Regions from separate parts of the Mus musculus genome. Here regions 1 and 2 are each linked to region 3. A link is a contact called in ENCODE Hi-C or POLR2A ChIA-PET data. All regions are on one chromosome and are shown on one strand. The core of a region is the stretch at or near the end of the contact, and the rest is flanking DNA. Distances in the headings are between cores, read along the strand shown. Region 1 holds the start of 5730435O14Rik (RIKEN cDNA 5730435O14 gene). Region 2 holds the start of Mical1 (microtubule associated monooxygenase, calponin and LIM domain containing 1). Region 3 holds the start of Cd164 (CD164 antigen).

Region 1 (2,702 bases), core at 18-2,517, 49 kb before region 3:
GAAAAGCTAGTAACAGGCTAACAGCATCAAAGAGTAGCATTTCATTCCCCCCCCCACATTTCCTCCACAGCAGAAGTAGCACCAATAATTTTACATTTGTGTATATCAGAAAAGCTATCTGAGCTCTTTACCACCCTAAAATGTAGTGTTTAACAGTATTTACCCTTGGCAGGAAGCAGTTGCTAAAATTGAAAGAATTCATTTTGAATGACTCTTATGTCTGAGAAGGCGGCATGAGGGAGCACACATTCATGCTTGGACACCAGGCTCAGGGTCATTCATTAATAAGTGCTTGACAGACAAATCATCTCCATGCAACTATTACAATAAAAAAAAAAAAAAGAAGAAAATCTGTCCTGCTAGGCACAGTGGTACACACTTGTAATCCTAGCACTCGGGAGGCTCAGGCAGGTAGACTAAAAGTTCCAGGCCAGGGGGCCAGTAAGATGGATCAGTGAGTAAAGGTGCTTGCAGCCAAGTGTGGGTGACCTGAGTTCCATCTGTGGGTCCCATGGTGAAAGTGGACAACCAACTCATGAACATTGTTCCATCAAACCCACACACAAACACCATGGCATGCTCACATGCATATGCAAACACAGACACACACACACACACAGACACACACAGACACACACAGACACACACAGACACACACACACACACACACACACACGCAATGAAAAGGGAGGAAAATGAGTTCCACCCCAGGGAGCAGTGAGATGGCTGAGTAAGTAAAGGGGCTTGCTGCCAAGATTGGTGACCTGAGTTTGATCCCCAGAACCCACACAGTGGAAGGAGAAAACAGACTCCAGCAGGTTGCCCTCTGACCTCCACGTACAAACTTACACACATTCGTCAGTTAGTTAGAGGAAAGGAGACAAGAACTCCAAACTAGCCTGGACTACACAGAAAGAAAGACTGTATTTCTTTTCTTTTTTTTTTTTTTTAAGTTAGTAAATAAATAAATGAAATTTAAAACTTAAAAAAAAATCTGTTTTGGAAAAATGTGCTCAATTTTGGGTGGATATTGTTTTCTTCAGGTTTACATTTTTCTTAAGTTTTTGGAAATGTTCCCATAATTTTTACATTAAACATTTTAACCCTTAGTTATGAGGTAGAGGATTCTCAAGTGTGGTTGGAGATCCGTTTCCCCCAGATACAGATGTAGTCATATACTTACTCGGTGTTCATTTACACTGAAGCATCACTGTGTGTGCTGATGAGAGGCCCCATCTCCCAGGGGCAGGGGCCTTAAATCAAAACCCACTGTGCCTTGCTTTAAAGATTGGAGATGGCTCAGGAATGAAGAGTGCTTGCTGCTCTCGCAGCAGTCCCCAACACTGGGCGGCTTACAAATATGTTTGCTTTCAGTGGTGTACATGAACCCGTGCCGGCATACACACATAAATAAAAATAGTATGCACAAATAAAAATAGTGTATTAATCCTCAAAAACAAAAAAGAAAGGCCATTCTGCCACACGGTGCCACACAATGAGCCATGATGCAGAGTAAAACGAGTGTAAGGATCCTGAATTTGATATTTCTCAGGTTCCCTGAAGACTCTCAGAGAAAAAAGGTGGGATGGTGGTTTCCATGGGTGGGGACAGAAAGGGCAAATTAGTATTCAGTGGGTACTGGTTTTATTTTGTGAGATGGAAAGAGATTTGTCATGTGGTCATGATGCTGCCACTGTTCTGTATTTGATGACAGTTAAAAGAATAAGTTTTGTGATGTGTGTGTGTAAGTGTGTGTGTGTATATATACACACATATATACATCTGTATGTATGTATGAATTCCTGCTCATATATATATGTGTGTGTGTGTGTGTGTGTGTGTGAGCATTATATATATATATATATATATATATATATATAAAAGCACCATACACACACACACACACACACACACACACACACACACACACACACACACACGAGCTGCACACTGTTGCTCAGCCCATCGCTGAGGATAAGGATCTTTGATTTTTGGCAGGGCACGGAATGTTGTTTTCACTTTGAGGTCACCAACTCTACCATCCTCCTGCTTCTATTTCCCAGCTGCTAGGTCATAGGCGTGTGTCACCACACCCAGCTAAGGATAACATCTTGTAGGAAGGAAAGTAGGATTTGCAGGCGGGGCAAATCTCTATCAGGTGTATCTGCAGCTCAGGAAGTGCTTGGAGACCTTGGAGACGCCAGCCTCTGCTCACCTGTTGTCTGCTCACGCATGTTGTCTGCTCACACATGTTGTCCTCGGACACTGTACTGTCCCACCATCTGTCTTCTTGGTCAGTTTGGGCCATTCTTTAGCCTCTTGATGCTCTGAGCTCTAAGCATCCTTGTTTAAGTCATTAGTAGCTGTGAAGTCAGGACAAATCCCAAGTCCCCAAGCTGCCACACTAGACCTCCCAGGCTGTGCAGCTGCCAAAGACATGGGCCTGGAGCACGCAGTTATTCTGCCACACAGCCATGCTCTTCCAGCATGCTCTTCCGGTTCTCGAGCATCCTGCTGCTCTATTTCCTGAGAAAATCAGGTCAACCTGGCAGTCTTTCTTTAAAAACTCATGTCGTTGTCCAGTCTTTTCCCAGTTTCTAGTAAACCAGTCTCCATCCACCACTGGTGCTAATATTTTTTTCCCTTGAGACAGAGATGGAGTCTATTAAAAAGAAAGCTAAAAAAAAAATACATGTATCTAT
Region 2 (2,990 bases), core at 357-2,856, 43 kb after region 3:
AGGGTCCACCTCTGATTGGTTCTGCTTCCAGTCCACTCCCAGGCCATGATCCACACCCCCGACCCCTTCTGAGACAGCAGCTATCTCTTATAAAGTGAAATTCGCCAAATTTAGAAATGAAAACACAGTAGTCCTGGGCACAAGGATGCTAAGGGAGCCTCCTGTCGACCAGTGTCATGGCAGCTTTCATATGCGATCTCCGAGGCCCAGGGGACAAGAAATTGTAGTGGGCGTTCCCTAGGACCTGTAAGTAGGACACGGGGGAGTTTCTCAGCGGGCTGCCAGGGGTGGGGTGGGGGCGGAGGTTTCCCTTCTTGTAGACAGCAGGAACTAACACCCCAGTTCAACTGCGGCTGCCTCACAGACACACACCCATTTCTTCCTAAGTCTCTGTTCGCCAGCGCCCTTTGGCGAACTTAGTGCCACGCTGGTTGTAGGATGTGCCTCTCCCCAAAGGCAAAGTTCTTTTCCACGTGCTTGCCTCCTGACAAGGGGCAACACTGCCTGTGTAGATTCCACTTCTCAGCCACCCAAACTACCCTCACAAATAGCCTGAGAATGTTGTGACTGTTGTCTGCATGACAGACCTTCTGACTCACTGTGGTCAAAACACTTCCCCTGAGAAGAGATTGCGTCGCTGCTCCAACGGGCTGTGGGAAGGAGTGGGGTTAGCAACCCCTTCCGCAGACCCTCACATCTAATCGACCCCTAGCCTCACTCCCACGGCGTTCCTCTGTGCTCTCCCAGGAATCTCTGGAGACAAGGCCTCTCTTTGTACCCCTTTCCTTCCCTCCAGCCCACACGCAGCTTAAGGGCTCTTGGAGGGCTTTCTCACGCTGCCACCGGAAGAGATGAAGAGTATGGGGGGATGGGTTGCTCTCGGTGGGAGAGGCAACTAGGTGGTGGGGTGGGGGGGTTGTGGGCCGATCTATCATCCCCCAGCAGCCCCTTCATTGCCCGCGTAGTAGGAGGAGGCAAAGGTTGCCCTAGGGGGTCACTAGGACAAGAGTGGATAGATCTTCAGAAAGGACAGGAGTCCCTCTTGGAAGTGGGAGACTGGGGGTTGGAGCGACCTCTGCTAAAGGAAATAAAAGAGGTACCCAGACTGGAAACAAGCACAAAGGATGTGCCATTGGTGGAGCGTCTAAAGGGATGGAGAGCTGGACCTTGAGCAGCGGGGGTGAGAGCTCCCAATACTCTAGACAGCAAAATCTGCACAAAGGCGCTCATCTGGGTAGGGCCGGCAAGAGGACCCGCCAAACCAGCCAGGCGTGGCTCCCTACCCCATTTCCCCGGAAGCGCTCCCCACCCCCTTCCTTATCCTCACCCCCAGCCCAGCGAGCAGGAGGACGCACAGCAGGCATCGCTGGATTACTTACCAGCGTTTCTGGGGCTGGAAGAGCCGCTTCCTGTCGGAAGGGTGTCCCAGGCCTAGGGGCAGAGGAAGGGGTGGCGCAGGGAAAGCAAGAGATGCCTGGTGGCAGAAACCGGGGAGTTCCAAAGAGTTTGGACCGCAGCGCCAGCGCAGAGCACAGAGGAAGACTTACTCCGAACCTCCGTACTCCGCAGTCCTCCTCTGGGGACAGCCTGGGTCCCGCCCACGCCTGCCGGGTGGTGCTGTAGGGCGTGGTTCTGCCTACACCAGGGGCTGCTGGGGGCCTCCAAACGGTCTGGCCAGGCAGGGACAGGGAGAGCAGAGACTTGAGTGACCGTGCCTGAGTCCGCCCCGGTGGTACCCACGCTGTAGGCCACTTCCAAGAGCTGGCCGAGCGGGCGCAGGCCTCCGGCAAGAAGTTTATTGAAGCTGCAAGAACCGAGAGTGGCGCCAGATGTCTGAGCTCTCTTCACCTCTCCCACCGATAAATTCACACCCCTGGCGCCACAGGCGATCCAGTTGCGGGGGTCCATCTCTCCTGGGACAGGTCGGCTGGCTCCCAGGCTCAGGCTAAAGACAAAGCTTAAAGTCCTGGTCCACATCTTTCAACCAGGTACACACACAACCAGGTGTGTGTGTGTGTGTGTGTTTTCAACTAAGAAAAACAGGATGGTAAGGGTATGTGGGAGAGGATAAAACTTCAATGTGCAGAACTAAAGTCAAGACTCAGACAATGCTAGGGAACTTTGGAATCAAATTCTTAGTATTTCCTGTTAAGAAATTGTAGCATGAAAGGAATTGTTCAAAATCAAGCAGCTTTAAAGTTAATAAAACAGCAGTTCTCATTTATTGCATGAGCATTAACAAAACCTATTTTACTGAAATGTCAATGAGGCTTCATGACTGCACATGTTCACCAGCCAGTGGCATGGATGCTATCAGCCCCAGGCCTTTCTGGATCCCAACCTACCACTGTTAAACCACGGGACTGAAATAAGGTTTGACATCATGAGGAAGTAAAATCGCTACCCCAGAAGTGCTTAACCTAGGAAAAAATGGCTACATCTCTCTTCTTGAGGTCCAGGGACCAACAAAAGCCAAGGTCCAGTGGCTATCTTTTTGGGTTTGTGTTTGAATAAATCATTTTGCATTTTGTCCAGATATACTGGGGTACCCAGTAAGTCCTGAGCTCTAAACACACACAGCTGCAGCTGATAAGAAGGCAGAGAGAGAAGCAAGAGGAAATGCCAGCCCTCTGCCAGGAGAGGCCAACAATCCAGCCAGGCCACACACTTTGGAAGCCAGGAAGCCTTTGAGCTGGGCCCACTTGTGTTCCTGAGAGTGACATCATTTTGCTTGGAACAAATTTGCAGAATGTCATACACACCCATACTTAAACACACAGTGTAAAAAATGTTCTAAAAAGCCCAGTAGAGATGGGCTTCCGGCTTTCAGGATCATGCCTCTCCCTTTTATTAGCAGATGGACTACAGCAACTTACTGTGTCTTGTTTACAAAGACCCAGGTTCCCCCAGAGACTTTCAGTTGTAGCCAAACAGGGTTGTGTGGCTCTATGAGCAACAAATTTAAAGGCTGTGAAGGCTGCCTTTTAAAA
Region 3 (2,810 bases), core at 233-2,732:
TCGCCTGCACCATTCTCCTTTGCTGAAGCCCTGGATCTCAACACGTATTTACTGCAAACAGGACACGAAGAACCATTCATAAAGTACTCGTTCTTAAGACACGCTGTTCACAACAGTGTAGCCTGATAATGGATGCAGCCTTCGGAATGCTGCAGCTAACCCCGTAATTGCCAGAAAACACAAGTTATCTCCTCTGTGGGCATTTCAATTATACAAGGCAATTAACTTGTATTTCCAGGCTTCTCTTAAAACAATATGAAGAACCCACACATTACAAGTCTGGGAGGAAATTGTCAAGTAGGTAGGAGTCAAACAATATTTTACTTTATCACTTTAACCGTGATAGAGATTCCCAGAACTGTTCTGTAATTTACTTTGTTCATTTAAAAATATCTGTTACCCTAGCATCCTTCTAACAAAAAATCGGGAACTACTTAGTTTTATTCATATTAAAAAAAAAAAAAAAAAAAAAAAACCAAAACCCTAGAGAAGGCACTAGGACAAGTCAATCTTTAGGTTGAGAAGCGCAGTTACTAGATTAAGAGCAATAACCAACTTAAAGCACGTCGTGTTTTCACCTCATTACTTCAAATTTACCTTCTGTCTCATTTGCGTCGTCACGGCCTATGCCAATTTGTACAAGCCTTAACGAACCCTAGAGTTGAACAAAAGGCGTGTTCCTTGATCGGATTTCAGAAAAACGGACAGACTGAATTTCAACCTAACTCCACAGCCTTAAAACACAGGCCCCCGGGAGATCACATCTTGCTCTTTATATGTCCCTAGGTTTCACTTCTCATCATCCGCCACAAGCCTCGTTCTTCCCTTACCACTCAAATCTCAGATACAGCCAACACCGCTCAGCTAAGTCAACGTGAAGTTACAGGAGGCTCGCTGGTGGGAGGGGGCAAAGGGACACCCAACTCATCTCTAAATGTCCCCCACCTATCCCGAACTCCTTCATTAGAAACTTCCGGAGAAGTTTCGAGGGGAGGACAAGAGTCTGTCCCACGAGCCCAAAGTTTGCGCACCCCGCCGACCGCGGGGCGCGTCGCCTCGTCCAATTACTCCTAACTGCCACCGCGGAAGCAAGCCACGTCGCCGTCCCGAGCTGCGGCGCGGAGTTACCAGGCGCTTGGGGGGATGGCGCCTCTGAGGGCAACGCTCGCGGCCTAGCTCGCCTGTCGCCTTCGCCCCCCACCCCGTCGGGCCGCCGTCCTCCGGCCGGGCGGCCATGTTGCGCGAGTCCCCACCGGCTCGGCGCGTGCGGCGGGCGCCCACCTGGTAGCACGGTGGGCATTTGCGTCGTCGGGACCACTTTGGTGGTCGTGGTCGGCACCTCGGTCACGTTGGGAGCCAGGGTGGTGATGTTGGGCTGCGCGGCCGAGACGCAGAGCACGGCGAGGCAGGTGGCGGCCCAGAGCAGTCGGCGGGAGGAGCCCGACATTGTGTCTTCAGCCCAGGCGTCCGGGAGAAAAGCTGCGGCAAAGCAGGCTCCGTCTAGCACTGCGTCCCTGCGGCGCCGCCCCCCGAGAAGCCCGCCCCGCGGGAGCGCGCGCCGGTCACGTGAGCAGCCCGGCGGGGCGGGGCGGAACGGGCGAGACCACTAGGAAGCCGGCCGGAGGGAGAGAAGCGGCCGCGGAGACCTCTAGGGCAGCAGTCCGTGCGTCGCAAGCCGTCCTTCTTGTCCTGGGAGGATCACGCGCGGCACAATGGAGCTTTCCTCACATCTGCACCACGGATGATCTCCCCCCGCCCTGGCAAGGATGGAACTGCCCACGTGACGTAGCGAGGGGCGTCCACCTGCGCCGCCTGGGAGGCGGGCCGCGAGGTGTCACGTGACCCCTCGGTAGCGCGCTGCGGGTAAGAAGCCCGGAGGCTCTGAGACCGCTGAGCTTGAGTTCTGCTGACCGCGCTCGCCTAGGGCTCTGTAGGAGCCGCCTTTTCTTCCGTGAAGCTTGATTTATTTTTAAGTGTGAATTTTTGTTTTTGAGAGTTCGGGGACTCAGTAATGACGGAACCACGGGATCCAAGAGTTTGCCGGGCCACTGGTTCAGTGCCCGTAGCTGTGGGTGGGACCGAAAGTGATCTGTCCCGGACGCTTCCTTGTCGTAACCGCCACCGGTGCCCTTGCCTCACCTGCTTCTTCCGAGTCACTCAGAGATCCGCAGTAGGGATCGATCTGTCCCAGCCCCAATCACTGTGGTCAGAGAGGAAGACGGCTAGGGATGAAAAGCCTTCGTGCCTCTTCCTATCCCCACATCACGAGCGACGAAGTATGAGACTTGGGGAAAGTGACCTGACCCTGACACTAGGATAGCATAGTGGCAGAACAGGCATTTTCAGTGCCTGTTGGCGGACTCTGGCTCTCTTTAGTCGTGAGCGCCATCTGATGCCGGGTCTCACAAAATAATCAACGCTTGACATGCTTATAGTAGGTGGTTTTGGTTTTTTTTTTTTTTTTAAATGAGACTTGAAAATGATAGGTAGAGCTAGGAATGTAGTTCATTTGGTAGAACGATTGTCCCTCATGCAAGAGTCCCTGGGTTTTGCACTATGCTGTCTTGATTGTTTAGCGTTTGCCATATTTTATGTTACAATTTTAATGTCATAATTTTAATTATGCATGTGACCCTAATAACAAGAATATCAGATGTTTCGGTGGTGTCTGTTTCGCTGTAGTATGCATTTTAAAAAATGACTCTAAAAGCATTTTTACAACTTTAGCGAAAGATTGAAAGCCCTTATTTCTGCCAGTAATGAATTTAATGTGGTTCCTTTGTGGGTGTACTCTGTAAAATAAATATGAG

Evidence for each region. Hi-C counts contacts between places; a loop is a spot of excess contacts on that map. ChIA-PET counts read pairs that join two places held with the same protein, here RNA polymerase II (POLR2A).
Region 1: a map of left cerebral cortex shows a loop between it and region 3 (2.6-fold over the local background). The contact joins the promoter of 5730435O14Rik here to the promoter of Cd164 in region 3. A Hi-C loop is called at or near these places in 4 of 37 maps with a recorded cell type or tissue (Patski, gastrocnemius and left cerebral cortex). POLR2A ChIA-PET finds 5 or more read pairs at or near these places in 4 of 5 experiments (Patski and embryonic stem cell).
Region 2: a map of T-helper 17 cell shows a loop between it and region 3 (1.8-fold over the local background). The contact joins the promoter of Mical1 here to the promoter of Cd164 in region 3. A Hi-C loop is called at or near these places in 2 of 37 maps with a recorded cell type or tissue (T-helper 17 cell and heart). POLR2A ChIA-PET finds 5 or more read pairs at or near these places in 4 of 5 experiments (Patski and embryonic stem cell).

What each region holds. Positions count from the first base shown.
Region 1 is chr10:41,566,581-41,569,282 of GRCm38, reverse strand. 5730435O14Rik (RIKEN cDNA 5730435O14 gene) reads right to left here and starts at 1,267. Exons shown (of 4, transcript NR_045341.1): 1 at 1,184-1,267. All of the region lies in intron 37 of Ccdc162 (coiled-coil domain containing 162), which reads left to right.
Region 2 is chr10:41,474,930-41,477,919 of GRCm38, reverse strand. Mical1 (microtubule associated monooxygenase, calponin and LIM domain containing 1) reads right to left here and starts at 1,606. Exons shown (of 24, transcript NM_138315.2): 1 at 1,380-1,606. It overlaps Gm51797 (a long non-coding RNA gene), which reads left to right. Exons shown (of 2, transcript XR_003948996.1): 1 at 1-246.
Region 3 is chr10:41,518,172-41,520,981 of GRCm38, reverse strand. Cd164 (CD164 antigen) reads right to left here and starts at 1,482. Exons shown (of 6, transcript NM_016898.2): 1 at 1,282-1,482. The coding sequence starts at 1,447.